4 separate regions of the Homo sapiens genome follow, and regions 2, 3 and 4 are each linked to region 1. The links are chromatin loops, found by intact Hi-C in ENCODE. Cell type or tissue: mammary epithelial cell. All regions are shown on one strand.

What was found. Hi-C counts contacts between places; a loop is a spot of excess contacts. Peaks named below come from ENCODE experiments on the same cell type or tissue, not always from the same donor. Only the 100,000 strongest peaks of a DNase experiment are listed, where the experiment ranks them.
Region 2: a loop joins it to region 1, with 3 times the contacts of the local background. A loop is called at or near these places in 3 of 110 quality-filtered maps.
Region 3: it touches region 1 in a loop (2.6-fold over the local background); 7 of 110 quality-filtered maps call a loop at or near these places.
Region 4: it touches region 1 in a loop (29-fold over the local background); 3 of 110 quality-filtered maps call a loop at or near these places.

The regions. Positions count from the first base shown.
Region 1 is chr9:2,650,923-2,658,922 of GRCh38, forward strand. It overlaps VLDLR (very low density lipoprotein receptor), which reads left to right. Exons shown (of 19, transcript NM_003383.5): 16 at 493-576; 17 at 952-1,032; 18 at 1,858-2,027; 19 at 2,911-8,000. The coding sequence ends at 2,946. LOC105375957 (a long non-coding RNA gene) reads right to left here. Exons shown (of 3, transcript XR_929436.3): 3 at 1-2,088. Among named protein-coding and RNA genes, the nearest start is that of VLDLR-AS1, 33 kb to the left of the region's middle. In mammary epithelial cell, no CTCF peak of the experiment used is centred here; DNase peaks (open chromatin) are centred at 4,579 and 4,889; H3K27ac peaks cover 2,828 bases.
Region 2 is chr9:2,332,894-2,340,893 of GRCh38, forward strand. No RefSeq gene overlaps it. Among named protein-coding and RNA genes, the nearest start is that of VLDLR, 280 kb to the right of the region's middle. In mammary epithelial cell, a CTCF peak has its summit at 3,381 (motif pointing right); DNase peaks (open chromatin) are centred at 6,058 and 7,358; H3K27ac peaks cover 1,056 bases.
Region 3 is chr9:2,796,648-2,804,647 of GRCh38, forward strand. It overlaps PUM3 (pumilio RNA binding family member 3), which reads right to left. Exons shown (of 18, transcript NM_014878.5): 18 at 7,505-7,816. The coding sequence ends at 7,684. Among named protein-coding and RNA genes, the nearest start is that of PUM3, 43 kb to the right of the region's middle. In mammary epithelial cell, a CTCF peak has its summit at 3,939 (motif pointing left); a DNase peak (open chromatin) is centred at 4,314.
Region 4 is chr9:2,153,452-2,161,451 of GRCh38, forward strand. The region is part of intron 27 of SMARCA2 (SWI/SNF related BAF chromatin remodeling complex subunit ATPase 2); the gene reads left to right. Among named protein-coding and RNA genes, the nearest start is that of SMARCA2, 140 kb to the left of the region's middle. In mammary epithelial cell, a CTCF peak has its summit at 4,784 (motif pointing left); DNase peaks (open chromatin) are centred at 530, 2,750, 4,470 and 4,950; H3K4me3 peaks cover 2,984 bases; H3K27ac peaks cover 3,620 bases.

The DNA of each region.
Region 1 (8,000 bases):
TGCATTTAGTCTTCTGTTCTTAACTTTTGATTAAGTGGCAAATTAAAGTCATTTGTGTGATCAAGGAGCTTGTATGGTGAGGCTGATGAGGTTTTTATTAGCGTAATTCATGGTCAGGCAGGGATTAGCTCAGTTTACCAAGAAATTAGTTGCAAGACAGTCTGGTATGCCTGGTATACCAGAGCATCTTGAGAACATTTCTCGTAGTTTCCAGGAACATGGGATGTTGTTTAGAGGGATAAAATGTGGTTGTCCATCATTTTGAATTGTCAAATTCCAAACACCGACTGTCCTTCCCAAAGTTTCATGTATCTCTTTTTTGCATGAAGATTGCTATTTCAATGTTGACACATCAGCTGTACAACTTAGTTCAGCAGTGGTTTGTCTATTTTACCTGGTTTTAAAATAACCTTTTACATGGCTTGTCTGGACAAAACAGCTAGCCATGCTGGAACCCTGGCATTAACCAGGTTCTTGGTTTTTATAATTCAGGTACTGCAACTACTGTGACTTACAGTGAGACAAAAGATACGAACACAACAGAAATTTCAGCAACTAGTGGACTAGTTCCTGGAGGTATTGAGTTCAGTACTGCAAACTGTTAATCTCAACTAACAGCCACACTCTTTGTATCTACAGCTTAAATAATTAATGCAGCCTTTAACTACTATTTCTGCCCCAATTGGTAACCTATATTTAAACACCAAAGACTTAAAACTTGCATATCTTTTCCTGACTGATCTTAAAGGTTTCTAGTAGAGAACTGTCAGTGAAATGGCTACTACAGCATGTGACTCAAATACTTCTAAGCCAGAGTTGTTCCTGGTGTTCAATTGTTGTAGATACTGAACATCAATATTGGATGCAAAGGTTTTGGCTCCTTACCTGATGGGTAAATTTCTAAGTCTGAATACAGATCCTTCTAAACTGATTCCTTTTATTCCTCTGTAGGGATCAATGTGACCACAGCAGTATCAGAGGTCAGTGTTCCCCCAAAAGGGACTTCTGCCGCATGGGCCATTCTTCCTCTCTGTAAGTAGATTTCCTACAAGTCTGGGTTCAAGAACTTCTTAGATACCAGATGAAGATTTTTTGTTCATCTGGAGCTACCCCTTTCATGGGCCTTTATGCTGTCTAGCATTTATGACACTGAATTACGTTCGCTTTCTCCCCCACATAATACACTAAATTAAGGCCCATATCTTTCTCTTCAGTTGTACCTTTGGCACAGTAACTGGCAATGATAAGTGTTCAACGGTTAATGCTTTCTACTTCCGCACTGTTAACCTGGCTTATCCCCTTTTATAATAAGTCTCTTTAACTAGTGTACTGTTCTGTTCCCCCTTTGAAATGTGTGTAATGCTTCATACAGAGGAGATGCACAAATGCTTAAATGCTAAGAGTTACAGGACTTGTTGAGGATAAATTAAAAGCAGTTAAGAATTTTCAAACCTATGGAAAAGGACCTCTAAACGAGACACGCAAATTCTAAGGACTTTGCTATAAAAACCTTTGTCCTAAATGAAGAGACCCAAGCTTAGCTAACACGCCAGGACCACCTGAATAGCTCTCCAGAACCTTCTGCAATTTTAATTTGGTGAGCCTAAGGTGGGACCGAGGACCCTGCCCTTGCCTGGATGGATGTGGCTAGTCCAGCTCCAGTGCACAGAGCTACCTCTGGGCTGAACTTGTTTCAAGCTCCTGGCCCATGTGTATTCCAACTTCTAGTTATCCTAGCTCCATAAAACATGGCATTTTTACTAATGTCAATTATTATGGATTCCTGAACGTTATTACCTTTCTTGTATGTTCCAATACTAGACTTAGCTCACTTAGCTACCCTCTGATTTTTTTCAGTGCTCTTAGTGATGGCAGCAGTAGGTGGCTACTTGATGTGGCGGAATTGGCAACACAAGAACATGAAAAGCATGAACTTTGACAATCCTGTGTACTTGAAAACCACTGAAGAGGACCTCTCCATAGACATTGGTAGACACAGTGCTTCTGTTGGACACACGTACCCAGCAGTAAGTCAGCTTTGTGTCTTTATACACCATGGCTTGAAGTGAGACTTTTCAGAAAGGAGACCTGGGTGAGAGAGAGAGAGCCATTAGGATGATGGAGTTACCAAACACTTCATCTGCTACCTGGCTATTAGACAGACAGTATAGCCTGTTAGAACATAAGTCACTCAGTTGATCAGCATCTAACCCTCACCAACTGACAAGTGGGTCAACTTAAAGTCACCACTATATTAAGATATTTTTGGTTATAGAAATGACATGTAAATACTAGCATGAACCAAGTAGCTCATTACTGAACTATTAAATCCATTGCCTACTGGATATTTGAAAGTAAATTAGCATATCATATATAGGGGAGTTGGCTTAAAGTCAGTGTATTGAGTAAGATTCACTTAGCCAAAATTATTATATGCTTTGCTTTAAAAAGGTATCCCACCGCCCTTAGTATAGCTAGCTTTTCTTCCAGCAATAGTCACTCACTTGTTCTTCAGATGAAACCCAAGTGGAGTATTTGGCCTTCACGTAGGAAACAGGCTGAACAAAACAAGTATTGATCACTCCCCTCTCAAACTCCGGTGAAACATGGAACAGTGGTCAATTCTTGACACACACATGGCTTTTCACATTTTTCCCCAAGACTTATGATCATTAAGTAGAAAAGACAGAATTAGTCACACTATCTTATCTCACTACCAAGCAGGTATAGTTGAATTCAAGTTAAATGCATGAATGATACAACTCAGTATTCTTTTGTATCTGACTGACTTTTCTTCTAAGCACTCTGAGTGTTTGAATGACCAACTCAAAAGCAAGGTCCATTTTAAAGACTAGAGTTGCCATCAGTGAGTGATCACCAAGCTCATTCTATACTTCTTCTTTTCCACAGATATCAGTTGTAAGCACAGATGATGATCTAGCTTGACTTCTGTGACAAATGTTGACCTTTGAGGTCTAAACAAATAATACCCCCGTCGGAATGGTAACCGAGCCAGCAGCTGAAGTCTCTTTTTCTTCCTCTCGGCTGGAAGAACATCAAGATACCTTTGCGTGGATCAAGCTTGTGTACTTGACCGTTTTTATATTACTTTTGTAAATATTCTTGTCCACATTCTACTTCAGCTTTGGATGTGGTTACCGAGTATCTGTAACCCTTGAATTTCTAGACAGTATTGCCACCTCTGGCCAAATATGCACTTTCCCTAGAAAGCCATATTCCAGCAGTGAAACTTGTGCTATAGTGTATACCACCTGTACATACATTGTATAGGCCATCTGTAAATATCCCAGAGAACAATCACTATTCTTAAGCACTTTGAAAATATTTCTATGTAAATTATTGTAAACTTTTTCAATGGTTGGGACAATGGCAATAGGACAAAACGGGTTACTAAGATGAAATTGCCAAAAAAATTTATAAACTAATTTTGTACGTATGAATGATATCTTTGACCTCAATGGAGGTTTGCAAAGACTGAGTGTTCAAACTACTGTACATTTTTTTTCAAGTGCTAAAAAATTAAACCAAGCAGCTTAACCATGGTTTGTGCCTGTTCCTCTAGGATGAACTCCTATCCTGAGTAGTACCAAGTGTTCTAACTAAATGTGTGAGCTGTAGTTCTTGATGTTGTATAACTAAGCCTGTAATTGGGCTGGTTTCTCTTACACCCTAGCACAGTTAAAAAATGAAGTACTGTTTAACATTTGCTCCCGAAATATTTCTTACTGTGTAAAAGAAGCTAGCTTAGTCTGTACCTAGAATTCCTCTTGGTTAGAGGAGTGAGTTTCTTTTTTTTCCATTAACTTGTTTCCTGATCGAGAAACACGTGCTAAGATTTCTATGAATTCTGCTTCTTTATAGTTAAGTCTCTGTTTTCCATGTTCTGTCATTTATATAGGTCAAGGACAAGTGCCTTCTAAGGCATGGATAAGGGCTTTCTTCTTATGAAAGTCTAGACTGTCTTACTGTGAAGATGGCCAGGGAGGATAGCAAGCAATGGCATTCTTGAACAGTCTAAGGCAGGTTTCTCAGTGTGGTCCTGAGAACAGAAGCATCTGCATCACCTGGGAATGTATTAGAAATGCAAGTTCCCAGCCCCATCCCAGACCTACTGAATCAGAAACTCTGGGGGCGAGGGCTGAAACCTGCTTTCATAAGCCCTTCAGGCGATACTGATGTAAACTAAAGCTTAAAAACCACCGTTTTACTGTGACTTCATGAAGAATATAATTGCAATATCACCTAAATTTTTATCCTGGCTGGGATGGGGCAGATTCTTACTATGGACAATTTCTGGAACTTACAGTATGAAGAGCAGATGAGGAGTTTGAGACAAAGAAAAAATTGTACAGGGAGTTTAGTGAATTTTCCATCAGGTTGGCCATTACTTTCTTTCTCTAAAGTCTCAGGATGTCTGGAAGCAAGGAAAGACAAAAGACTTGAAGCACCGGGTGCATGCTGTGTGTCACAAGTGAGGTGGAGAGTTGGCTGTGGAAGGTACAGCAATTCCTCTGGAATTAAATGACCGACCAACACAGTACCAAGAGGATGAAGAGAAGATGTTTTGCGTTGCTACGTGAATCAGTGGATGACTCATATTTCACTTGCATATGAAATATAAGGCAGTTAACATCTTGTTTGTGGCTTAAGCAAGGACATTAATCCTACTAGATGAAGGGGAAGTTGGTTCTGTTGTCTTAAGGGATGCCCCCTTGTGATTTTGGTCAACTGAATGAAAAAGAAAAGATAGCCTTGGACTTTTTTTTCATGGGAGGTTTGGAGGTCAAGCATGTAGAAGGAAAAGGCTGTAGTCATGAATATAGAACTGTCTGCTCTCCACCTTTTCCTCACTCTACATTTAGTCATCACACTGAACAGGATGTGGCCTGCTGACAGTGAGTAGCTGAAGTGCCTGTTTGGTAAGTAGGTTAGCATTCATCATGAACTCTGAAAGCCATTTCAGAGTTTGGCTGCTGCTCTGACCCTGCTGTGGTACAAAAAACATGGATTTTTTTTTTTTTAACTGGAGTAATACCAAATTCCCTTTAGAAGCTTGAAGTTTGATACTATTGCTTTCCCCATTATAAGGATTATACAGTATTAATTAATTATAAGGCCCAAAGTTTGTTTTGGCAAATAAAGTATTATTCTCTATCATCATCTTTTGAATTCCTGTCCCTAGTATGTTCTTTCATGTTCTGGGTAAAATTTCCAACCCTCAAAGAGTCTAAAACGTCTCATTTTTTTTTACCACGTCCTCCCCAGTAAGAAGCCAAGGTACAACTCATTGTACCTACGAGGTACAAACTCATTTGTAGAAACAAAGTAACTAGATATTCCTATTGAAATAAGAATAGATATATTGGTGGGCCAGGCATGGTGGCTCACGCCTATAATCCCAGCACTTTGGAAGGCCAAGGCAGGAGGATCACTTGAGGCCAGGAGTTCGAGACCAGCCTGAGCAACATGGTGAGACCCTGTCTCTACAAAAAAAAAATTTATAAAAATAAAAGAAAAAAATAGTTATATGACTAAACTACTAGTCAATACAGCTTGCAATAATAGTGCATGAATGATAACAGGCCTCGGCTTTATCACCCAAAAAATAACTTGAATTCTATGTGAAATGTGTTAGGATAAGTTTGCTCTGTCTCTAGAGTTCAATGTAGAAGATAATTAAGAGGTAAAATATGAAGCTTATCATACACTAAAGGAGAATATTTGGAGTTAGATGAGCCTGTCACACAAAGTGAAAGTGGACCCTCCAGAAATTTTAGGAATTGCCACAAAGATTGATGATAGATGAATAAACAGATTTGTGGCCTCTGGTAAAGAAATCCAGCCAAGTTCCTCTGTCCAAATTTTTAAGTGCCCTTTGCAAGCTAATCTATTTGGCAAAAAAATAGTCCCAGTTGTTCAACTAGCTCCCTTAAAACATTCTAGTAGGTGTTTTAAAGCCTAGGTATCGCTGCCTCTTTAGTTCTTGATGAATACAAGGCAAAAAAAAAAAAAAAAAAAAAAAAAAAATTGAGGCTTTCACTTTGGCATTTGCTTCTGTTCCTTGTATCTGTGGAAGTCAAGTAGCCCTTCTCAAAAATGAGAAGCCAAGCTTTAAATAGCAAACTACAGGGTATTAAAAGACTAACTCTTCAGTTAAGAACACTGTAGAAATGGTAGACCAACTTAAAGTCTACCTTTTAACAATCTTTACCCCAAACCTAAAGATTCTAGGGGTCACTTATCTCTATTACGTAATCTAACTGGAATAATTTCCTAGAATTCTTACTAGTGAAATCTTACCCAAGTAAAACAATTTATTATTTTGAATCCAAATGAAAGCTATACTGTTTGCTTTCAATGGTGGCAAAAACTTGCAAAAAGCAGATATACTTTTGCTAATTTAAGTTGAAGTACTATGAATACAACCTGCTAATCTTGATCCCCAAATCTGAGCCCTTCAGTTTCATAATTGTTTTATCCTGAACGTAGTTGTGACATAGACATTTCTCAAAAGGGTCTGATACATCAAACTCCTAACAAGTAGGAGCAGCAACTAGCTAAAGAGTAGAAAGAAGCTTCCCTTATTGTGGGTGATGAGGCGGTGCCTAAAAACCACATATATATAATCCCCTGGGTATTACATATTCTGCAAGCCCTGTTAGTGGGGAGATGGTAGTGGCAATAGCAGCGATAGTTGCGTCAGTGCTAACTGCTGCTGCTGCCCGTTCTGTTGGCGGCTGCTGGCCAAGTGTGCACACTTAGCCCTGGTTGAGGTGCATTGTCTGCTGTCGTCTGTTAAGCATCTAACCGGAGTGGGAGGGCACATCAAGCGATTTCACTCTCTTAAAGAAAAGGTTTTTAGGTATTTTTGGTATTATATAGTCTCTAAGGCCAGAAGGGGCTTATAATGACTTCTCTTCTAGAATTGTAATACTAAAAAACTACTCGAGTAAATATCCTAACAAGTATGATTTTTCTTGGGAAAACTAAAAATTGTACATCCATGCTTCAGCCATATCATGGGCCTAAACTATGAGAGTTCAGAAATATATAAAAGTACAAAAATCTTCAAAGGTACTTATTTCCAAATATGGAGGGAATGAATCTGAAGAGGGAACAATGGCGTTTTTCGAACTTATTTCTCTCTAATCCAGCCTGGAGGATTTTTAGCCGAAACAGTTGCATGTGAAGGATTATCAGCCATCTTTGCATATCCCTTTCACATCTACCTTCACACAGGAAAGCTGAATGCATTTTACCAGTGAGGCTCTAGATATGAAACTTAGGGATCCATAGATAAATAAGCTACTAACAAACTGATAACAGTGGTGTTCCATCTCTCTATCATGTCTCCTGAGTCCGTTTCACGTTTTTGAGCCTGGCTAATGAGAAAAAGAACAAAGTAGGACCATGACCCAGTGTTCTCCTGTAAATCTCACTGTAAAAATCTCAATGCAAAAACACTGAGACAGGAGTGAGACCAGCTGCGGGTGGGGAGTTTGTGCTCCGCAGGTTACCTCATGGCATATCAAAAATGGCTTTTTTCTTCACTGCGCTCAAGGAAAAAGTCAGATGGGTGACAAGGTGGTTCTGTTTAGAAGCAGCAGGCAATGTAGTTAACAGCATAGACTTCCGTGTCTTGTGTGTGGTACCTTGGGCAAGTTACTAACTCCCTCTGTAAAGTAGAGACGATGGGGACTGTCTCACTGTGACAAGGTAAGATTTAAGTGAGATGCACACAAAAAGCTCAGCACAGTGTCTGGCATCTAATATGTGCAGGGCAGATGTCACTACTGAATATCACATCAATGCTAGGGCTGTATTTACTGTCACACACAGGCACCGGTAAGTGACTTTACCGGTGAAAGTCACAGGTACCTTTATCTATGATGAATGTAATGTGTTAGATGGTGACCGAAGTGTTCTCCACTACACCTGTCTGAAGAGATCTAAGTCTGATATTTAAGGAGTGATAGCAT
Region 2 (8,000 bases), 320 kb before region 1:
TGAATCCCTCTCTCAGAGGTGAAAAGGAAATCCATCATGTATGACTACTGCTTGCACTGCATTTATTAAGGGCTAAAACAATGAAACCCTTTTGGCCCGTCTCTAGCTCCTGGTATCCTGTAATTTCTATTTGATTGTGACATAGGAGCAACCACAGTATGGTTTTAACCAGATTGAGATGACAGTCCTCATTTTGAGAAGCTCTGAGAAACTTGTTTAGCATTCAATTTAACAAATGGTGGAAATCGGAATATAAGGGGGAAAGATATAGAAACCAGTTCTATGCCTTAAATGTTCCCTCTGCATCTATATATGTGTATAAATGTGTGTGTATTATGTGTATAATTATGGGCTTTTATTGTTTTATTATTTTATTTATTATTGTTTTACTGTTTGATTTATTTGATTACAATACCAAAGCAAAATGCCAGTTTCAGTAACTTGATATTTATTTTGCATAACATTAAAATACTACTATTGATACTGGCATTTTATGTTTTTTAATGTATTCAGAGTTAGTGAAGCAAAAAATTAAACCAAATATTTAATGTGTTAACAACTAAAAATTCAATATACCTTAAGACAAGTAAAAATCTAAATTTTTAAATGTATGTGTACTAAACATACATTGTTATTGCAAAATTGTTTATTAGCAGTAAATTAATAAAATTACTAAAAACTTTATATAAAATAAAAACTTTAACAATCCCCAGAAAGTTGAAAATTTAAGTACTAAATAATTAAGTATTAATTAACTTATTAATAAAGTACTTAAAAATTTACCAAAAAAAAGGTGTCATAATGAGAGTTTACTGTCCTGCAAATTTGTTCAGCTGTTGAAAAATCTTTGACATTTTATTGGAATGTAAGACATCATGCATGAATGGTGACATTAGGGTTATAAACTAACTCCAAATATTTTCCTCTGGCTTAACATTTTCAAATAATCCCTCCTTTTATTTAGCAACTTTGAGGAAGTGTTTCTGCAAAGCTCTTCCTTTTTCAAGGATCTTTCTGTGGCTCGTGAGCTATAACCTTGTTTTAAAGAGAGCACTGCCAGTTTATCTTGGACTCTTCCAGTGTCACCATCTGTAGATGGGGTATCTGATGCAGTTACCTGCATCAACTTCAATTTTGTATTGTTTATATTCCACTTTTTCAAAAAGTCTTTGAACTAGAATAAGAAATATTCCTTGCAATAGATGCTTGGTTTTGATTGTCATTTTCATTCTCCTCTTGAGGATTATGGAGGTATAGAAGAGTATTTTCTAAACGAGTGCAGTTTTGTTGGATTAGAAATTGCAATGCAGCAAATAGCTCTCTGGGTATATCTCAAGTTGTAAAAGATTCAGATTCAGAATTTCAAAAAATATTTAAAAAATTGTTCCAAGAAAAATATAAGTATTTCAATACTATGATTCAGAATCTTAAAAAAAATTTCAAAAATACTGCTTCCAGAAAAATGTAAGTATTTCAATACTTAAAAATCATCCACTGGGCTGGCTGTGGTGGCTCATGTCTGTAATCCCAGCACGTCGGGAGGCCAAGGCAGAGGGATCACTTGAGGTCAGGAGTTTGAGACCAGCCTGGCCAACATGGTGAAACCCCATCTCTACTAAAAAATACAAAAGGAAATGGCTGGTCATGGTGACAGGGGCCTGTCATCCCAGCTACTCAGAAGGCTGAGGCAGGAGAATTACTTGAACCTGGGAGGCGGAGGCTGCAATGAGCCAAGATTGCACCACTGCACTCCAGCCTGGGTCACAGAGTGAGACTCCATCTCAAAAAACAAAACAAAACAAAACAAAACACTGCAATTATTTACATAGACATAAATAAACAGTATACTTGTACACATACTAACACATCTAACTATTTTTTAGTAAAGTTTCTCTCTATTTCAGTCATTGCATGATGACGTGAACTCAACATAAAATGTGGGGAGTGGGAGTTTCTTCTGAGAACAGTTCCTGTGATGTCTGGCAATAGGAGCGTTGACTGGAACATGTGGATATACCTTTTCCACCATGAAACATTTGAAAAACTCCAAAGTTTGGACTCAGGCAAGTGCAAGTCCAAAATGTGTGTTACAGTCCACTCTGGTTTTGGAGGTAGTTGTGGAGTGCCCCACAGACCTCTAGGGAGTAAAACATACTGGATTTTACTCCAGTGGACCACTTGGAGCTCCTGAGCCAGCTGAGAAGCCTGTTCATCCCCAGCAGAGGCAAAGCCAGTTTGGGAGGCCTCAGGATTGTCATTTCTCCTGTTCACAGCATGGCTCTGGGCAGCGCCACTCAGTGCCATCAAGGAACCATGCACCTGAAGTTTGGAACCCAGCTGAGTATGCAATACAGAGGAGGAGAAGACTGCAGTGGGGTTTTGTAAGGTGCTCCCAGCACAGCGTGCATCCGTTCCTTAACTCTGTAAAGCAAATGTGGAAACCACTCACAGTTTTCTAGCTTCCTTACCCTTTATTCAACTCCCCTAAGTGCTGAGGCCTAATTGCTGACCCATCTGGCCTCTGGCCTGATTTCCAGTGGATATCTGGCCAGTGGTGGCTAGGTCCAGCATTTCCTCCTTCACGATAGCCAAATCATCCAGGGCAATCTCTTGGCAGCAAAGGAGGCTAGAGAAGTTGCTTTTTCAGCAGGTCAAATCAAAAGCATACGGGGAGAGGAAGTTCAGGGCTAAGAGGCTTGCTGATTCTCCATGACTTATTTTCCTCTGGGAGGCTGGATCCCATCCAGAACTGCACACCTCCCAGAAACTATGCTTTCTGACTTTGTGTCTCTGTAAATGACTCTTTCCTGATTGAATTGATAACCAACTTACGAGTCTAAAATCACAGTATGAAATAAACTGAAAAAATCTACAGACAATATGAAATTTAATTCAATAAACATTTGCATATCTTTTTATATCAGGCATTATATTAGAAGTTGGGGTATAAAGACAAGTGGAATAAAAATCCAAGAGTTCAGGAAACTCATGCTGCAGAATCATAAACATTCACATGGCAATCAATGAGACAGAGGCATGGCTAAGATGCTTGGGAACAAAGAGGAGGTCATGTAAGGCTTTAGGCTTCTGACACAAGAAAGGTGACCTTGGCTGGGTCTTGAAGGGTTAAGCAGGACCTCAGCAGATACTAAAAGGGAAAATAATGTACATAGAAAAATGAACAGATACAGGTAGTGGGCAAGAAAACCCGTTATTGTGTTTAGAAGACAACAGGAAACACCATGGGGTTATGCATTTGAGCAGGTAATGAATGACCTGAAATAGGTTGGTAAGTAACGCTTGGACTCAGCTGCAAAGGGCACTCAATATCTGGATGTCTGAGATTAATGGAAGAATGCCATTGCCAGATTTCCAGCAGGGGGTGCAGTAACAGCTTATGTTTCAAAAAGTTCACTTAGATGGCAGCACAAAAGAGAAATGCAGGCAGACAGGAGATAGTTAAGCATTCCAAACGAAGGAAACTGGGTACTCAAATACACACCGAACCCCTTTGGGCAGTATGCTTAAGGGAGAACAGGATTGAAACCAGATTTTTTTTTTAAGATGGAGGAGATCTGAATATGCTGTAGGCTGAAGGTCAGTTGCCATTGGAGATGGAGAGATTGATAGTACGGGAGAGAAGTGGAGATAATGGATGAAGACCTTTACCCATGCTAGCCTAGCATGCTGAGTTTCTTTTAACTGACTACATGCAGTGCATTAGCATCGGTCACTTTGTAAAAGAACACATGAAATACTCAATATCATTGCATAGTAATACAAAAATATAACGAAAAGATAGCAGAAGTCATTACAGAAATACCTTAATCTCAGGGTACATGAAATGACATGAACTAAGATAGTCTACCAAGAAAGGGCAAAATGATGAATGAGACAACGTTGTACTACAGGATAGTCAAGTTAGCAGTAAACCTAAGTAATGTCATCGGAAGAGAGAGGGAAACTGGGGAGAAAGAGAGATAATGGAAATCAGACAGCACAAAGAAGAAAACAACAGTCAGAGGAGAAGAGAAACGGTCAGAAGAGTCCATGTATTTGTACAAAGGAGAAAAATGACATAGGAAGTTTTAAACAGCCCATAAATCCTGCTGTCTCCTACTTCTCACCACTCTCACCTAAGGCAAACGCTGTAAAAGAGCTGCCAGCTGTGGCTTGTAGCATAGGAGGCTGGGGATCTTTGGAGATGGTTTTGCAGCATCTCTGGGTCTTTTTTATCAGCCCACAGTAAATGGACTGCCCATATTTTCAGCCTGGCTGACTACTACCCAGTTATAAAGAGAGCTGTCTGCAGGAGGAACTGGCCCTGAGATCCTTGGACACACGATGGTTTTCCCTTCACCTTCAATCACCTGTGGCCTCCTAAACAATGAATAAAGAAAGTGCAATACCTCCTGGCTCAAGGAGTGTTTACCTTTCCCAAAGTGTCAGATGAGGACCGTGGTAGGCAAAGCTGTACTTATACTAATGAGACTCCTCCATAAGATGTGTTCAGAGCCCAGCTCAGTGCTTCTCAAATTTTCATGTCTACATGTATCACCTGGGAATCTTGCTAAACTGCAAGTTCTGATTCAGCAAGTGTAGAGAGAGGGCCAAGATGATCAATTTCTAACAGGGTCCCAGGTGATACAAATGCTGATGGTCTTTGAACCACACCTTGAGTAGCAAGGCATTAGGAAATGCTCTATTATGAACTGAGAAGGGTGTTAGGTTAAAAAAAAAAAAAAAAGGAAAGAGTTTTTTTGCTGTCTTTGTAGAGAATCCACATGGAAATATGGCAGGATGTCATTTCTGCCTTACCACTAGCCGGATACTGCCACGGAGCTGTCCTTGGCTCTGGGTTCAGTTTCCCAATGAACTTGGCCTAAGTTTTCCTGACCGCAATCAAATGAGTCTTGGCTTAAGGAAATCTCTAAGTACAATTCCCTCTTCTGTCTTAATGGCACAGAAAAGGCAGGAGGGTGCTCCTGGGATTCACCCACGCAGCAGAGCAGAATAGATGAGCCCACAGAGAAATAAGATTTCCAAATGACTTTTGCTTATGACCTGATTTACATCTCCACAAAGAGTGAGAGAAATGAGTTACTTTCCCAGTCCAGGCCCTACTTACTTGCTGAATAAACTCTGTTTAGGGAAAAAACCCGAACAACCCAAAACTTGAGGCTTTGTGCAAGGTTCACTTGACTAGTGAAACAGATGAAGGCAAAAGTTTTCTAGAATGTTTATATTTAAGTTCTGCCTAAGGGGAGCTCTTTTTATCACCTGAATATGTCACTGTAATTTGATAAACAGCAGGAGAGAAGAGGCTGGCATTGAAAAATGTTTAAAACACTGCACGATGTTTCAGTTAGCTCTGGCACAATGGATTCTCATAAAAAGGAAGTTTTATTTTCAGTGCTGTCGCCCAGCTTTGCTCAGTTCAACAAACACGCATTTGAGTGTCTGTTATGTAGCAGGCACTGTGCTGGGTGCTGAGCACACAGTAGTAAAAAGTGGTTGCTGTCCTTGGGGAGCACCCCGTACTATGTGGGAGATGGACAAGTGGAGAGATAATGTCTATGCTGTATTGTCTATGCAATAATGGAAGTAAGTGCCTGAAGTCTGAAGCACAGGTGGGATCTTCTCACCCACTCTGCAGGTGGGGAGCATGACACAAGGAGGGTCTCTGAATAGATAACATCTGAGCTGAATCTACAAGCTCGAATAGGAATTAGGATGGTAAAAAGATTTTAGGAAGGTGCTAGTCATTAATGCTAACCATTAAGTATTTCTGATTTTTCCCTCTTTCATGTACATAGAATAGCCTGTCCCTGACCTCTTACATGTAAGTATAGCCACATGACATGCTCGAGCCAGTGACAGGTGGGTGAAAGCAATATATGGCATTTCTAGGCAGAAGCTTTAAACACGTATATGTGATTTACCATATTCCCTTCCCACTGCTACAGAAATTGTAGAAGCTTGTGTTAAAATAAACACTCCATCAGTCTGGGTCCTTGAGTGACTACCATGAGCAGAAAGAAACCTTTGTTGTTTAAAGCCATAAAATTCCAGAGTTGATACTGCAGTGTATGCTAGTCTATCCTGACTCATACAGAAGAGCAGGAAATTCTATTTGCAAAATCTCAGATGTGTAAAACCTTTGATTTGGAAAGTGCATGGTTAATAACACTAGAATATGTTATGCAGAGTGGGATAGATGGGGATTGGGATGATGTTTAACTTCTCTGGGTCTCAAGATAATAGAGGCTTAATTAGGTGATTGAATAAAGGGCTAGCCAAATGAACTCTTGTTTCCTTTCTAACTACAGACTTTGGTTTTACAAAATTGAACGCAGTTTATGATCTTTTCCTCCAGGAACTTGTCATGCTGGACTCCTATTGATTTCAATAGGGATGGCACCATGTTTGAGAGGCCAAAGAAGAGGCGCAGAGCCAGCAAATGAGGCACGGGTTTTTTTTGAGGGGACTCACATACAGGGCACTCCAGTGGCAGCAGGCTGGACAGGAGAACCACTGCCATTTGTAAAAATCATGCAGTTCATACAACATTTTTGCTTAACATCTTTCCCCTAGCACCTTCCCCCTAGCAACCTTCATTTAACCCAAAACAAAGGGCCTTGATTCCCTGTATGGCCTGCATTCCATGGCTTGGGCCAGGGGTTTAGATGTTCCTCATAGATGAGGAATGAATCTGCAGGTTGGTCACTCCCAGATTCCCCCGCTCGAAACTCCCAACGCACATTATGTTTAGACCATAGGGTCATTCTCAGGGTATCTTAAGTCATTGTTGTCAGGAACATCTGCCAAATTTCTAGACATGACTGAACTTTCGTTTACCTCTAGGAAGCCATAGCGTTTTTTAAAACCCATATTATAGTAGTAAGTATTTTACAAAGCGTTTATTTTTGTTATCTTCACTAGATGAAGTTTTTTGATCACAGAAAATATTCCTATTGTATTCCCAAGACCATGCACAATGCCTAGGGGTGTAATAAGTGTCTATTAGACCTAAGCCACTCTTGTGGCGAGGTGTCTCCCTGTTAGCCCGTTTGGCTCCACTGCCTGAGGACAACCAGTCACAGAGCGTCCAGCTCCTATTGTCACTTCCAGACTCTGATGAAGTACACACTGCAGAGTTTCCCAGACACCTGCTGAAAAGACTAAGAAAAACAACTCAGAAACGAGTCTTTGTAGCAATGTTTTAAGAGTAGCAGATGGGAAGGAGCCATTAGATAAATTCTCCTTTCCTCCCTACAATAGGTTGTTCCAAGGAAAAGCATGTATGGAGGTTTCCTGCATGATTGGGCAGGTGAAGCTGCTGAGTAATTGGCTAAATCTCTTCATGACTCATTGTGAACTATTGTCCAGGTGGTAACACATTACCTTCTATTGCTTACCATCCTTGTGTTTCAACTCTGTATTCCATTATTTTCACTGCCCTGGGCTCCAAATAATATATTCGCACATAATCTTTGGTACAGACTTTGTTTTCTAAGAAACTTAGGCTAAAACAGTTTGTTTCAGAAATGGTTATGGAAAGCAGGCCCTCAGTAAGATTTGGAGTTTGACTGCCCACAGATCAGAAATTAATAAGGACTGCAATGCTGGTAGTAAATGGATTGTTAATAACCCCTGGTATGCAATGATGTTGCAAGTACTTAGGCATTCACTTGCAGCTGGTTGAGGTGAGCTGCATGTGAAAAGCAAGGCATTGAGAGATCTAGTAATTGTGGCATTTCATCAGTATGAGGACAATGATAATTATATATATTTTGGAGTAATGTGACTGTACTGTACTCCTTGCAAAAAGAAAGTGTTTGTCCCAGGGCTTGTAATTGCACACTGTGAAAATCTCTCTTTAGTGTCTTTAAAAGAAACTCTTAGCTTCTTAAATTTCAAGGTAGACTGTGATGAAAATCAGGCCTAGGATCTAATTATAAAGCACAGTTCCTGCAAAGTATGCTTATATAATGTGCACA
Region 3 (8,000 bases), 150 kb after region 1:
GGAACCTAACGCTCACAAAGACACAGTGAAGTATGATTATCTTCATTTTAAAAATGATGAAAATGAAGCAGAGAGGATATGTAACTTACAAAGATCATCCAGCTACAGAGCCAAGCTTCAAATGCAGTTCCAGGCCTGTGCTCCCAACCACTATTTTATATTCCCTTTAATTTTACCTGATTTTCATTTTCCAAAAGGGTGTGACTTATAGACAAGTATGCTGCAGAAAACACCTCATCCTAACCCTGATCATCTGTAGGAGGGTCCAGCAATAAAGAAAACTTTTGAGGGTTGAAAAGCTACTATAGAAAAGCAAACCAGAGAAACATTTGAGAGAGGAAAAGATGAACTGTATTTTACCAACTGTTAACACTTTGACTCTAAGACGTACCATTATTTTATCTATCACTCAGAAAAAAAGCTGCCTATCAACGGTCATGCTAATATGCCACTGACTATAAGTGACACCCGGAAAGATTTGTTAAATGCAAAATAAAAATGTACATTTTTAGAATTGATGAAATATAGTAACACGCAGGCAGGCAGCCCAGGCCATGGTCTAAGTTTGAGATCCCAGAAGAAGTGAGAGCATCTTTCACGATTTTTCTTCCGGAAACTGACTTGATGTTGTTACATTCAACAGTAGGCAGCAGATGTTTTAGCCAGAGAACTGTAAGTGCTCTGGTTTCAGTCTCATGCCAGTTCCTGATATGGTGCTACTCTTAGTATTAAGAGTACAGAGGCTGCGCACGGTGGCTCACGCCTGTAATCCCAGCACTTTGGAAGGCTGAGGCGGGCGGATCACGAGGTCAGCAGATCAAGACCAACCTGGCTAACACAGTGAAACCCCGTCTCTACTAAAAATACAAAAAATTAGCCAGGCGAGGTGGCGGGCGCCTGTAGTCCCAGCTACTCGGGAGGCTGAGGCAGGAGAATGGTGTGAACCCCGGGGGCGGAGCCTGCAGTGAGCCGAGATGGCGCCACTGCACTCCAGCCTGGGCGACAGCAAGACTCCGTCTCAAAAAAAAAAAAAAAAAAAAAAGGACAGACTGTCCCTGACTTATAATAGATCAACTTACGATTTCTTTTTCTTCTGAGACAGAGTCTTGTTCTGTCACCCAGGATGGAGTGCAGGGGTGCGATCTCAGCTCACTGCAACCTCGGCCTTCCAGATTCAAGCAATTTTCCTGCCTCAGCCTCCCAAGTAGATGAGATTACAGGTGCCTGCTACCACTCCCAGCTAATTTTTGTATTTTTGGTAGAGATGAGGTTTCATTGTGTTGGCCAGATTGGTTTTGAACTCCTGCCCTCAAGTGATCCGCCCACCTCGGCCTCCCAAAGTGCTGGGATTACAGGTGTGAGCCAGCCTACTTACGATTTTTCAACTGTGCAAAAGTCAAAATGATGAAGCAAAGTGATATGAACTCAGAATTCTCTTCAACTTACCACGGGACATGTATACTTGATTAACTAATCACGGTGGCCAAGGGAGTGTTGTGGTTCAGAGGCCAGAGTCACATGCCACTGGTCAAGGCAAATCATAATTCGACTCCACCCAAAAAGGCGACTAAAATGTAGGGGGAGGGGAACCTCCAGAAAGGTGCCGGGCAGGGTATTATTACCAAAAGAGCGGATTCCAACAGATATTTAGAACTAGACTTAGATATCGAGTTATACAATGGGGCCAAATAGTTGATCTGGTAAGAACAAATGAACCCATGTCTTGTCTGTTTCTTCAAAAGGATATTACTGCTGTTACAGATCTTTAAGATTCACAGTTTCTCTATCACTGCCTACTGCTGAATGTGATAACATTAAGTCAGTATGTGCTTACTGGTAGATATATCAATAAGAACCTAAGTTTTAAATGCAAGAGGATTTTCATCTAAAAGGAAAGTCTGTTGTCAAGCATCTGGAAGTCATTTTAAGATATCTGAATTAGTCATTATGTTTAATTATAGTCATCAAGAGCTCAAAGTCAGATGATTCCCATGACCTTACCAGACTCCTCTCACCTTTCCCTCAAGTAGTTATCACATATCAAGCACAACTAAGAGCTAATCATTTCCTCCCAAGGTACAATTAACTCCCTAAGAAAAAGAGCACAGACCAAAATTTCTCATTCCCACATTTTTGCAGCTCTGTCTGTCCACTTACATTCAGCCACGGGCATGAGCCCATGTTTAAAAACTGGATAAAACATTCTGATGAAAAATATTCCAAACACTGTTCTTTCATAGGCTGTTATCTGTGGTATCATCCAGGGCATCATCATCGGTACAAACATACATAGCAATCAGTGTCTGTCTGCACACTGTGGAAGGCAGAGCAGCCATTTAGTTACTATTCATAAAAGACACACAATCCAAAGGGCATACTGTATCTCCTAGTTAAGGCCATTCATTAAAAAATTTACTAATGCGGCCAGGCGCGGTGGCTCACGGCTGTAATCCCAGCACTTTGGGAGGCTGAGGCGGGGGGATCACGAGGTCAGATCGAGACCATCCTGGCTAACACGGTGAAACCCCGTCTCTACCAAAAATAAAAAAAGATTAGCCAGGCGTGGTGGTGGGCGCCTGTAGTCCCAGCTACTCAGGAGGCGGAGGCAGGAGAATGGCGTGAACCCAGGAGGCGGAGCTTGCAGTGAGCCAAGATGGCGCCACTGCACTCCAGCCTGGGCGACAGAGCAAGACTCTGTCTCCAAAAAAAATTTACTAATGCATCTGGGGAAGAAGTTAGGGGACCTGGGGCACTTGGATGGTGGTGTTTTTAGGTTCAGAAAAGATGAAGATGATCATAAACTTAGTTTCCTTACGTTAAGCACTATCAAAAGGTAAGACGAGCTCAAGTCTCAAATTTTTATGTTTGTTTAGGTCATTAATTTTGGCAGAAATAGTTTGATTATGGGCTCCCTACTAACTGCTGCTGTTTTGTGATCTTGTGTTCTCTTAACCATTATTCTAAATACATATATCCATAAATTTGCCAGACTTAAAAGTGACTAATCTGCTAAAATTAAGACGTAACTTTTTCAAATTTTCACTGATATAGAAACAGAAGTGCCATCTCATGTTTTCAAGAGCAAATCTTTTGAGTTTGGTCAGGTAGGAAGCCATTTCCTCTAAGAGGCCTTTATTCTGTTATGCAAGTGCTTATTACAGCAGACATAAAGGGAGAATGGAGTTCTCCTTCCTTCTAACATCAGCTGATTCCTAGGAGAAGCAGGGTTTGATGCAAACTGAAAATACGACAAGCTGAATTTTCAAATAAATGACATTCTCAGATCCGCTAAATTCATCCATGGAAAAGAAGACCACCATGAAGCCAGGTAGGTTGTTTTCAGTTTGTTTAAAGCCATTTGTGGATTTCTGCTTAAAAATGGTGCATTGTTGAGTTTATCTCTGTTCCTTTCAGAAAGAGTAAGATAAGACTAGAAAAATAAAATTGTATAAATTCACAGGAACAAAGTAAACAGAGGAGAAGCCACAGTGGGTGAGAGATAGCACCAAGTATCTGGAAGAACAGGAAGCAGTAGAGAAGGCGGCAGAACTGTGAAAGCGGAATACCTAGTGCATGGAGAGGAACGAGTCAATTCTCACCATGGTAGACCAGAAAATTCCAGCAGCTAGAGGTGCCAGGTACTGGAGAATGCTGGGGTAAGCCTTGGAATGGAAAACAGGGGGATTGGCCCAAACTGCTTGACCACCACTCCCAACCCTGGCAGCAGGCTGAGGAAGTGCTTTGTGAACTTATGTTGACTCATTTTCTCAAGACTAGGGGGCCCCAGATATGAGAGGGCATGAGGGAGAGGCACTGTGCTGAAAGCAGGTAGGTTAATTAAAATCTGCACACTGACTATTGAGCAACTGAATGCTGGCTGCAGGTGGATTTCTCTCTGGAGGCACTGAATGGCCCAGAGGAAAGGCCTACAGATACTGACATCTGGAGGACCCCAGTGAAACAGCAGGATCCACAACTAACCACTGGTACAGTAAAGTCAACATTAGAAAAGAAAAGAATGCCCTCTTTCTCGTCGGTTTTAAGATTTTAAATGTCTTAAATATATGAGAGCTAAAGACCTCTCCAAGAAAGTCTCAAACAGAGCCCAAAGCAAACAGAAAGAGCAGATGACAGAAAAGAAAGTAAAACAAAACAACCAACCATAAAATTGAATATCACCAAGAAACATGAGATAATGCATACAAGCAATAAGAAAAGGACACTTTAATGAAAAGGCTGGGAGTGGCTAGGCATGGTAGCTCAGGCGTTCAGGACTAGCCTAGGCAACATGTCAAAACCCCGTCTCACAAAAAATGCAAAAATTAGCCAGGCATGGTGGTACATGCCTGTATTTCCTGACGCCTGACAGGCTGAGGTGGGAGGATCGCTTGAGCCAAGGAGGCAGAGGTTGCAGTGAGCTCAAGTTGCACAGCTGCCACTCCAGCCTAGGTGACAAGATCCTGTCTCAAAAAACAAACAAACAAACAAAAAACCCAAAACACAAAAGGCTGGCAGAGAAGGTAGAGAAAATATCTCACTCAGAAAGCAAAGCAAAAAAACAAAAATATTAAAAATAGGGAAAAGAAAGAAGATTAGAGGCTCAAATCATTTCAACTCTCAGTAATAGCTCCAAAGACAAAGAACAGAGAAAACACGGGGCAGGGGGTACATTAAAAAAATCAGAAAAAAAACCATGGAAAAACATCTCGCAGGATGAAAGGATCTGGCTCTTCCGACTAAAATGGTTCACCAAGTGCCTAGCATAAAGAAGGAAAAGAAAATATACATAACACTTTCCAATGCACACGATCCTGAAACACGAGAAAGCTGGAGACTTAAAGGCCGCATATGAAGATTGAGAATAAGGATGGCACTGGACATTAAACTTCTACAACTTTGCAATCTAAAGACAATATTGACGAGCATCTTCAAATTCTGAGGCAAAATTAATTTTAAACTAGAATTCTATGTCCAGCTAAACTAGACATCTGGGTTTGAGAGTAGAATAAAGACATTCGGACTTGCAAGGTCTTTAGAATGTATTCTTTCTCGGGAAGCTACTAGAGGATGTGCCGTGTTGAGAAAAGGGTGTTAAGCAAGAGAGATGCATGGGATCTGAGAAATGGACTTTTCATAGGAGAGAAACTAAGGGAAGGCAGACGATGATGATGGTGAAGGAGCAGCAGTTCTTCAGGACATCCCGAAAGCCAGGAGGGGTGTCTCCAGGAGAAGGTGGAAATGCTTGCCGACTTGACATGTTGGATACTGTGGAAATTGGTATTTAGAGACAGCCAGGTTAGCATACTTTTGGCTGCAAGTTGCAAAAGATCCAACTCAAAACTGACCTAAAATGAAAAACTGGGGTTTATTCTCTCACATAACCAGAAGTCCACGGCTAGCGCAGCTCCAGGAGTTAACTTATTCAACAGCTCAACATCATCAAAGTTCCAGACTCTTTTCACAAACCTTTGCTCAGCCATCCTCGGCATATTTGCTATTTCCTGTCAGGCTTCTAGCTTGCAGGCTGGGCCTAGTCCTGCACATACCAAAGCTGACGGGCAGGAAGGGGACTCTCTACAACCCAAGAGACCTAAGAAACCCTCCCAGGAATACCATCTCTCTTCCAACTTTCACTGGTCAGGCTCCTTCCTAAATCCGTCACTGATTTAAGAAATGGGCCCTCCGGACTCGGTCATACCAGTGCTCTTCTGCATAGGACACACAAGCGAATCAGGTGTACAGCCGGGTGGGGTAATGAATGAGGTTGTCAAAATCCCAACACATTCACAACCAACTAGAGAAACACTGAATTATATCAGTTAGGATATTTAAGCCACGTGGAAAGGAGCAGACACCAGAATAACACAGAAGCCTTGGTGGGCTAAAAAAAAAAAAGAGGAAAATGGCTGTTGAGTAATTGCTAAGGGTGCCTTCAAGAGAAGAATTTAAGCAATTCTGACGTAAAGTTTAGGAAAAATCAACAGAGATGTAGAAACTAAGCAAATGAAAATAAATGACTAATTCCAGAAAAATTAAAATAGTAGAGGAAATGTAATGGCTGCTCACTACTTGAATCAATATTTAACAACATTTATGTAGGTATAATAAGGTAAACCCTGAACACTGATTTCATCATACATGATGCAATTCTACTGGGAAGGGAGGGAAGAGGAGTGGGGAACAGTGATGGTAAAAGTTCTTAATCTGCATTTCCTGTAATAGGAAATCAAAAGAAAATACCTGCAACTGATAGATGTATTTAGACATTTAGCAGAGCGAAGAATAATCAGTAGTTCTGGGGAGGGTGAGGCAGGGGTGCAGAGGAATGGGGTAGATTGCTGCTTCTGCTATAAGCTTTATAAAAGTACTCCTCAAATTATGTACACATTATCTTAGTTTCAAAGATGAAACAAAGAGCAGGGGTTCTTTCCCCCTTTCTCTGAATGGCTTCTTTATACAGAGAACACAAATCACAATGTATTAGCCAAACAAATGCAAGCTCTACTGTTGCCTTTTCCCCATTCACCTCCTTATCCCATCCCAGTTCCTCCAGCTCTCCACCCACACCCTTATATTGGGTGATGTGAGAATCCATGTCAAAAGTTACAGCCATCAGCGCTTTTGCAGTCTGGGAAGGATTCAATACACCGTGGCAGGAGGGGTCCTGGTAGTCGGTAGGCTGGAGTAGTCCTGGGACCCCATGGTCTGGAAAGGAAAGGCACAGCCAATTCCTCAGCAGGTGTAACTGCAGTGACAGACCTGAGTGAGTACCCCGTTAGACTACTTTGAGAAAGCAGCCAGATACTCATAGGCATGACTACATGAGCCTGACTGAGCTACCAATCCTTCTAAGCTTTGTTTGCTCAAACAACTGCAGTTTTAAAATTCAAACATCCTAGCTGTAGTTAAACTTCTGCACGTAACAAATTTCCACCTTCTTCCTTCTTATTCAAACTCCATAGGCTTTGACATTTTAGGGACAGTCTCAAGGGAGAAAGTCTAATCACAAGGAGCTATTTACTTGGAAGGCCCAAAATCAGAGACAAGGAGAACTTCCCAGTGACCCTGACTTTAACACCGCAATCCACAGTGATCCCCTAATTCATTTAGCACATTTCCTCCTATGAGCTTAACTTACCTGAGTGGCTTTCAAACAAAATCTAGCATGGAACCTAATCCATAAAACAGCTAGGTAGGCAGCTGTGAACCCCCCACTGCCCCGGTACTCATTAAATTCCACTTTACTGTGCCCACGACTCCCCCTGGCTCTTCTTTTCCACATCCTGCCTTCCTTTGACAGGATGAAAGTCCTCTCAAGTCCCACCTTCTCCAGGAAGCCTTCTCAGACTATGCTCACTGAAGATGTCTTCTCCCCTGAATCAACTCATTCAACTACACTTTATATATCTGGTTGGTCCCACCATATATGATTGGTAAACCTTCCACATTAATTGCCTCACACTGATATGCTTACTACTCAGTGTAACAGAGGAGACAGCTGAGATTTTTAAAAAAGACCATTTAAAAAAACAATTTATATAAATAGATTCGTATACAAAGAAGAAACACATATACAGAGTACCCCAATTACCAGTATGGTGGACCCTACCCCTTCTTTTCTGCATTGGGAAACAGAACAGAGAACAGAAAAAATCATTCCATCTTGCTCTTAACTCTTTCCACCTATGTGCTCAGTTTTTCAAGTAGAATTTCTATTCCTTTGCTGGTGCTTTTGGTTTTTTCCAATGTAGGAATCAAGCTTTTCAGTGCAGCTTTGACTTTGTTTGCAACTTCCAGGTCACAACTCTGGAGGAGGCTGAAGAGAGGAAAAAAATTAAATTTCATAAGCATTCCTAGATCATCTCCAATACTACCTGTACCAACAGTAAAAAAGACTTTGTTAACTGTGACACAAGCCTTGTAACTATATACACATTATTTTTCATTCAAAGGATGAATGATGAGACCAGTAGCCCATATTATAACACCACGGAAAAAAA
Region 4 (8,000 bases), 500 kb before region 1:
AGCCCACAAGGTTAAGGCTGTAGTGAGCTGTGATTGATTACACCACTGCACTCCAGCCTGGGTAACAGAATGAGGCCCCGTCTAGAATAAAGCAAAGCAAAGCAAAATACTCTGGATAGAGTTTTTTTAATAGGGAAATGAAACATTTTAATGCTCAATGTTTTTAATATTTTAAATTACTGTACTAAGCAAATGCTTATTTTACTAGTTTTTTCCTTCCCCTCTACATGTATGAGTTTTTAATGTTTAGACATAAATTTTTTAAAGTTGTGGAACAGTAATCCCATTGACTATTAAAATGACTTGTGCACTTTGAACTTGCATGGTTACTTTTATGGTTCCACACGTCTATGCAAAGCTGTGTGTGTGTGTGTGTGAGAGAGAGAGATCTTTGCTGGAAGTGTGTTTATCTGTGTGTGATATTTGCTGAAAGTCTTCCTAAGATGTATCATGTTATGTTTTTACTTGAATTATTCACCTAAGCCTGGCAAGTATAACTTAGCCTTTTCCTGATGGTGCAGTCATCATTAATAATAAGTTATTGTTTTCTGCTATAACGTAGAATAATCTGGTAGTTAAGGGTGTGGTTTATGCAGCCAGACTTTGAGTTCAAATACTGAGTCATCTTCTTACTATGATATGATCTGGAACAAGATGCTATATCTCTCTGTGCCTCAGTTTCCTCATCTGCAAAATGCAGAGAGTAAGAGTGGCTACCTTTTTAGGGTTATTGTGAGGTTTAAATGACTAAATGTACCCAAAGCACTGAGTGGCTGTCAACACAGCAAACGTGTTAGCCAATGTTGCTGCTGCTGCTGGCAGGGACAATGGTGGTAGTAGTAGTAGCTGCATCAGTAGTAGTAGAAGTATTAATGATGCTGTGTATCTGAAGATTTATTAAAAGTTGGGGCTATTTTTTTCTATATTAGACAGCCTCAAACTACTATGCTTTTGATTTCTTCTGTTGCTTTATTTACGTGTTTTCCTCTCTCATGATTGGGCTGTTAATGGACATTCTTTGCATTGGACTCAAGCAGAACAACTACCTCATTCTCATCAGTATCTTATTAATTTGATGTTCTTAACCACGATGGGTGTAGTGACCTTCTGAAAGTCTGACTTGTTGCAGTAGCGTGGAACCCTGGATTGTGGCTCAGTTCCTCATGGACGGCCTATCCCAGGGAAGCCCAGGAAAGAACCATTTATTTTGCTCAGGCCTCACACATTCATGAAGGTGCTTCCAAGTTGCCATTTGACATTATCTCCAAATGAGGTTATGCTCTTAATAGTTGTATTTTATCTGTCTTAAAAGCATTAAGTTATTCTTTGTGAGCATTAAAACTATATTAGTTTGTTACCCTCTTTTGGCATTTCATTTTTAATATACTGAGAACCTCGAAGTACAGAAGTGGCCCAGGCCCTTCTGAGGAGCCCTGCTCAACAGACAAGCGGATGGAGTTCCTGACTGTGTTAAGAGTAGATAGTAACTTGATTGATGATCTCGGAATAGGAAAGCAGAACTGTATTTCTTGCAGTTCTCCATTGTTTCTCTAAGTCTCTTGCAGGGTCTCAAGATCATCTCTCAGGTTTTTTGATTCTACCCCAGGGAGCTGAGCATAGCATGTGCCTAACTTGTAAGAACAAAGGTGTAAATACTTCACATTTATAATTTGGTAGGGTCTTCAGGGCCAGACGTTTTGTGGGCCAACCTCCACTAAATCTAAAAGTCATTCTCCAAATAGAGTATATTGTGTTTAATACTGCTTAAAAGGTATCAGTCACATGGGTTCTTAGTTGAACTTATGGCTAAAATAATTTTTAAACTCATTTTTCTTTTTATTTTTTTTTTGAGACTGAGTCTTGCTCTGTTGCCCAGGCTGGAGTGCAGTGGGGCAATCTCGGCTCACTGCAGCCTCCGCCTCCCGGGTTCAAGCGATTCTCCTGCCTCAGCCTCCCGAGTAGCTGGGACTACAGGCACGTGCCACCACACCTGGCTAATGTTTGTATTTTTAGTAGAGATGGTGTTTCACCATATTGGCCAGGCTGGTCTCGAACTCCTGACCTTGTGATCCACCCGCCTTGGCCTCCCAAAGTGCTGGGATTACAGGCGTGAGCCACTGCGCGGGGGCATTTTCGTTTTTCCAACCAAATTGCTTTTAACTAAAATAGTGTATTAATTGACCTTGTCTCAGATGTGTAAGCCGTAGCTCCCCTTTTCCCTTCGTCACCCACCTCCATGTGCTTATGGCATATGGGGAAAGAGAAAACCTTTTTTTTTTTTTTTTTTTTTTTTTTTTTTTTTTTTTTCAAAAGTGATCTGAAGTTATTGATCAGTAAACTGGAAAACCCACTGTACCAGAAATTCAGTTAAGCTGAGGCTCAATTTTCTTCCCCTTTATGGTCAGCTTTGTACATTTCAGTCCCAAATCAGGGAGAACTGGGAGTGCAGTTGGCATCCCAGTTGCCTGACGAATGAAATACGAAACAGAGTCTGTTGAGTTAATGTCATCAGTTTATTGAACCACAGTCGGAGGAAAAAAACTATATCCAAAAAAGTCCTTACCCTTCAGACCAACTCATCTCTTGAATATGGGAAGCATTTGTTAACAAAAGTATAAGGTTTGTGAATAGTTATGTGCTATACACAGTTATTTTCTTACATCATGGATATTCCCTTAATAACCTTTGAAAGAATAAATGGGGATTTTCGAAAAGTTCTAGCCATTGGCCAGGGCAAGACTGAACGTGCTATCTGTTGAAATGTTAAAAGGGTTGAATTCTGAAGGAAAGCTAGCAAGATTTCGCTAATATGTGCTGTGTGTCGAGGTGGTAAGAACATGTATGAACCTGCAGTTGTTGGGGTTTAATTGGGGTTAAGTTGTTCCTTAATTTAGATAATTTGGTTTCTTTTCAGGGACTTTTTTTTCTTATGGGAAAATACCATAAAGTTTACCATTTTAGACTTTTTTTTTTTTTTTTTTTTTTTTTTTTTTTTGAGGCAGAGTTTTGCTCTTGTTACCCAGGCTGGAGTGCAATGGCACAATCTTGGCTAATTGCAACCTCAGCCTCCCGAGGTTCAAGCAATTCTCCTGCCTCAGACTCCTGAGTAGGTGGGATTACAGGGCATGCGCCACCATGCCCGGCTAATTTTGTATTTTTAGTAGAGATGGGGCTTCTCCATGTTGGTTAGGCTGGTCTCAAACTCCCTACCTCAGGTGATTGACCTGCTTTGGCCTCCCAAAGTGCTGGGATTACAGGCATGAGCCACCGTACCTGGCCCATTGTAGCCATTTCAAGTGTACATTTCAGTAACATGAAGTACATTTACATTGTTGTGCAACCATCACCAACATCCCATCTTCAGAACTTTTCCGTTATCTCAAACTGAAATTCTGACCTCATTAAGCACTAACTCCCCGGCCGTCTTCCCTCAGCCGCTGGTAACCACTGTTCTCTTTTCTCATCTCTGAAATCATACAGTATTTGCTTTTTTGCGTCTAGATTATTTCACTTTAGGGAATTTGATTTTATGTCAGTTTTTCTAACAGGTTGCTTGTGGAGACAGTAATAATCAAAAACTTACTGTCCAAAGCCCTGAGTCTGAAATTCTGCATCCAAAAGTGCTACAGTATGCATTAAACCGATTAAAATAACGTAGCATCTTTGAGGACGAGCTCTATGTTCAACTTTGTTGTTGTTTAATATTTATATTGTAAGAAAATCTCTCATATATGAAAATGTAAATGTAAAATTCCACTATTTTGTTGCCATTGCTTTTCTTGTTTGGGGGATCATTACTGTATTATTGGCTTCCAGGATCTCAGCAGGGCACGAGGGAGGTTTAGCCTGTCTGAATTTTGGAATCAAGTTTGGTGATGTGTGAGCTGTCCCCAGAAAGCACCAGTATAATGTAGTGGTCTTAACCTGCATTCTTTAACGCTTAGCCCTGGGCTCTATAACCCCACCCCCATGCCCAGCAGCATCCCAGGGTCCTCTTCTGGAATCCAACTAGAGTTCCTAAGGGAGGAGGATCCCCAGAGGGAGAAAGAGAAAGTGTCAGTGGACAGAAATATGATACTGAAATAGCAGAGTTAGTGTTTGAGTACTGACTTTTCCCGTTGCACATGGAAGAAATTTCCATGCCTTGTCTGGATATCTTTAGAATTGCTCCTTTCAGTGTTAAGATGGTTTGTTCCACTGTAAGGACTGTGCCACATGGCTTGGTGGACTTGGAGAGGCGGAGGTGGAAACGATGCGCAGGAGTTGGCTTGGGGCTTTTTGTTTGCGTGTCCCTGTTTACCTATTCATAATCATGGATCCCCTCTGCTTTGTGATACTGTGAACCACGCATAACAGCAATTCTTTACACCACCGGGTTGAGAAGAAGGCGCCTGAGGCTGACTTTCTGGACCTGCCGTCACGCAGTAAAGATGTGGTTGGTGTGTGTCAGGATGAGAGGGCCACGACTGGACCCACGTGTGGCTGCTTCCCGGGTCTGCCATGTGCTTTGCTAGCTGCAAAGCGTTTCCTCTAGAACAGCTAATCCTGCATGACTGTCTCCTGCATTTTGCTGTCAGAACGTGCACGCCGCTTTCATAAGAACTAATTGAAGAGGGAGCTAGTTTGCATCTCGTTCTTGCACACCCTGAGTCATGAAAAACATTTTCTTTTAAGCAAAATTGAAAGAAAGAAAAGAGAGAAAGAGGGCCAAAAAAAAAAAAAAAAAAAAAAAAGGTTGCCATCCAGTGGAGGAAGGAGTAATTCCCAGCTTCATTCAGGAAAAACGCAGGCTGAAATATGCTTAACTGTTTTAACTTGACTGGGGATTTTTACCACCATATGGGTTTTTTTTCGTGACATCCGGAGCCAAACGGGTGCAGTGTGCCTTTAAGAAAAGAGGTGCCTCACTAAACTTCGCTGTAGTTGTGTTTCACCGTCTCGGTAGGGAAGGAAAGTGTTAATTTCTTATTTGTACACTTTTTTTCCCCGACTTCCTTCCTATTCACTTCATTAAATCTAGAGGCAGTTGAGCATGGGAGCCGTCTGTATGTTGAATTAGGGCTCGCACTCTTGCGCAACACGTCACCAGTCGGAAACTGGGGGTTTGCTTCTGTGATTTATTTCATTATTGTGCTGGTAAAAGGTTTGGAAGGGAATTCTTTTTGGGGGTAGTACTTTAGCATTGTGTAGCAAGTTTTGGGGTTTTTTTTGTGTGTGACCCCCCAGCCCCCAGCGCTGAGTTTGAGTCAGTTGAGCCAGTTTAGTAAATAATTTTTTAAAATAAAAGAACAGTTTAAAATCTCCATGAATAATTTTACTTACATGCAGGAGTAATCTTACTCTACTCTTTATGTGCGAAAAGCATTGGGAAGTGTTTAGTGAATTGATTTCCATTAGAAAAAGACCCTTAGAAATCACAGAACATAAAGCACTGCATATGGATGTGTTTGGGGTCTTTGGGGAGGAGGGAAGATGTTTTGTAGCTCTCTGCATTCCTGCATAAAACCTTAGTTTGAGGGGAATAATGGTCAGTACTTTGTGTGTTTCCTTGTAATTCCAAAACCTAAATTTAATAAGAATCTGCACGTATTAGCAGTTGTAATAAAAATTGTTTCAGTTGTTCTGTTTGCAATTTAATTTGTTTTCGCTTCTTAGCTACTCACAGATTTAGAGATTTAAAAGTCCAAATATCACAAGCTTATGCTTTTTCCCTCTTTTCAAAATTAAGGCGGGGTGAGAGTAGAAATATCCTTTTTACAACTCCCCCCAACTTCATTTATCTCAGTGAGAAGAAAAACAATGAAAAATTTTACAGCATGAAACTGAAAGTGAAGTGTTACAGTTGTTCTGAATTTTCTTTAAAGAGCAGAATAACATATTATGTTAAAATATTTGAATCTTAGAACATGTACATTGCTTTTATTTACATGCATTTAATTTTCTTAAAAAATTGTCTTCTGTTTTAAAAATCATTTAGACTGCTCCAAACCATGCTGCTATTTTTTAAAAAATAAGGTACAAAATACCAAAAAAGCATACCTTGTTTTAATTTTTTAAAATAAATTTGAATATTAATTTGTTTTCTTACTGGCTTAATTGTTAAAATGCGAGCAAGACTCAGAAACCATCTGAGCTAAAATCTCTAATTCTGCTGCCTGGAATAATAAGGGGAAAAAAATATGATAAGTAGTTGTCAATATTAAAACAGGCTGAAGGAGGAAGCCTTCGGGCCTTGTAGTAGGTAGCATGAAACAGCAGATTTGAGTATCCACAATCCTTTCAGTATTAAATTTTCAGTAAAATAAAATTACTTGTATATGAAAACACAGCCTTTCCCCAGCTCTCTTTTTTTTCCTGATCAGCTGATGAAGAGACTAGCAGCTCGCTGCTTTGCTGGCTTGTTAATTTTATCCCCACTAACTGTGATTTCTGATAGCCGGCCTGCTGATAGTGGTAAGGTAAATATCCTTTTTCGTTGCCGTCTTGAAGATTCAGTAGAACTACATCCCAGGCATGTGTAGGTGTGTAACACATCAAAAGCCGGTGTTCTCCGTATTTCTGTGTGCAACTGGGTGCTTGAGGAGAGCAATACCATTAACTGTTGACAGCCTTGCATGCTGTATTTATTATTAGCATGTTCAGCCTCCAAGATATGCGGGACAATTTCCTTTTCTTAATCTTCGCTTAGCTGCAGTGTGTTTAGCTGTATAGTGGGTGTCCTGCTTTTAGGCAAATGAATATTAATGCAATAATGTGAAGCTTTTTTTTTTTTTTTCCTTTTCCTTTTTCCTCATAACTCATCAGATCTCGCCTCCTTCATAGTGGTTATCTGAACACTGTAGGATCGTGATGGAAATTGTCTTTTGATTATTAAGGCCTAGGCTCAGACTGTCCCTTAGGAATCTGTCTGTGTGCATGTTGCTTCTATGGATTTGCACATTGGAGGATGCGTAGAAAACATATTTTTTTAAAAATCCCACTGGCATTTTTAACATGCCAGGTTGTTTTGTGTTCTGCACCAGGTTTTCTTCACAAAACCTTTCTTTTTCAGGAAGCGTTGTACATAAGTGAAAGAAATTATGTCTGAGCTGTAATCACTCTTTATATTGATTGTTATACTCACATGATCATAAATATTAGCCATGTTTGGTGCTGTGGAGAAATGAAGGTAATTGCCTTATGATTAGAGCTCTTTCAGCTACGAGAAAGGATTGATTATCATTTGCATACTGGAGGCAATATTGAGAGGCAGGAGGAACAAATAACAACATTAGTTATTTTGTGTGAGAGAGCAATCTCAAAACGTAATTTAAAGATCTTTTTTTTAGAAAATTTCTTTTCTATGTTCAAATTTTATGTTCTTTTTTTTTTTCTTCCTTGGCAGTATTTTTCCCCTTTATTTTTCTTCTTTTGAGTTTTGAGATTTACCAGGAAAAAAAAAAAAAGTTTAAACTTCTGGGTCTGTCACATGGATCTTTTAGCCCTTTATGAACAGGTTTCTTTTATACCTGGTTGTTTTTATAGCTATTTTATTATCTCTCTGCATTAGTGCTGCTGGCTCTGGTTTAAAGCAAGCGTTTGCAGGTAATTGGAAAAAAGTGTTTATTGTTTGTGAGTGTGTGTGTTCTTTATCGAATGATTTAAGTGCGTTTACCAAGGAATGTGGCTTTGTACTTTCCCGTTTCCTTGTTTACTAATTGCCACGTTAGAACAAAAATCTAGATGGAATTTTGATTTATATTGTTAATCATGAATAAATTGATGCAAAACCTGAAGAAAAGGTCAAAGCTTATATGATCGTGTGGATGTATTCTTAGGGATTGTTTTTTCATAACCCACCCCTCGTTTTGTTTACCTTTTCCTTCCCTTACAGTAATGAGAACATTAGGGTCTTGTTCTTAAACTGAGCTAAAATTTCATCTGGATTCAGTTATCATCAAACACTTGAATTTATAGATCTTTTAATATTTGTCATATTCTCCTTTACTGTGAGTGTTTTG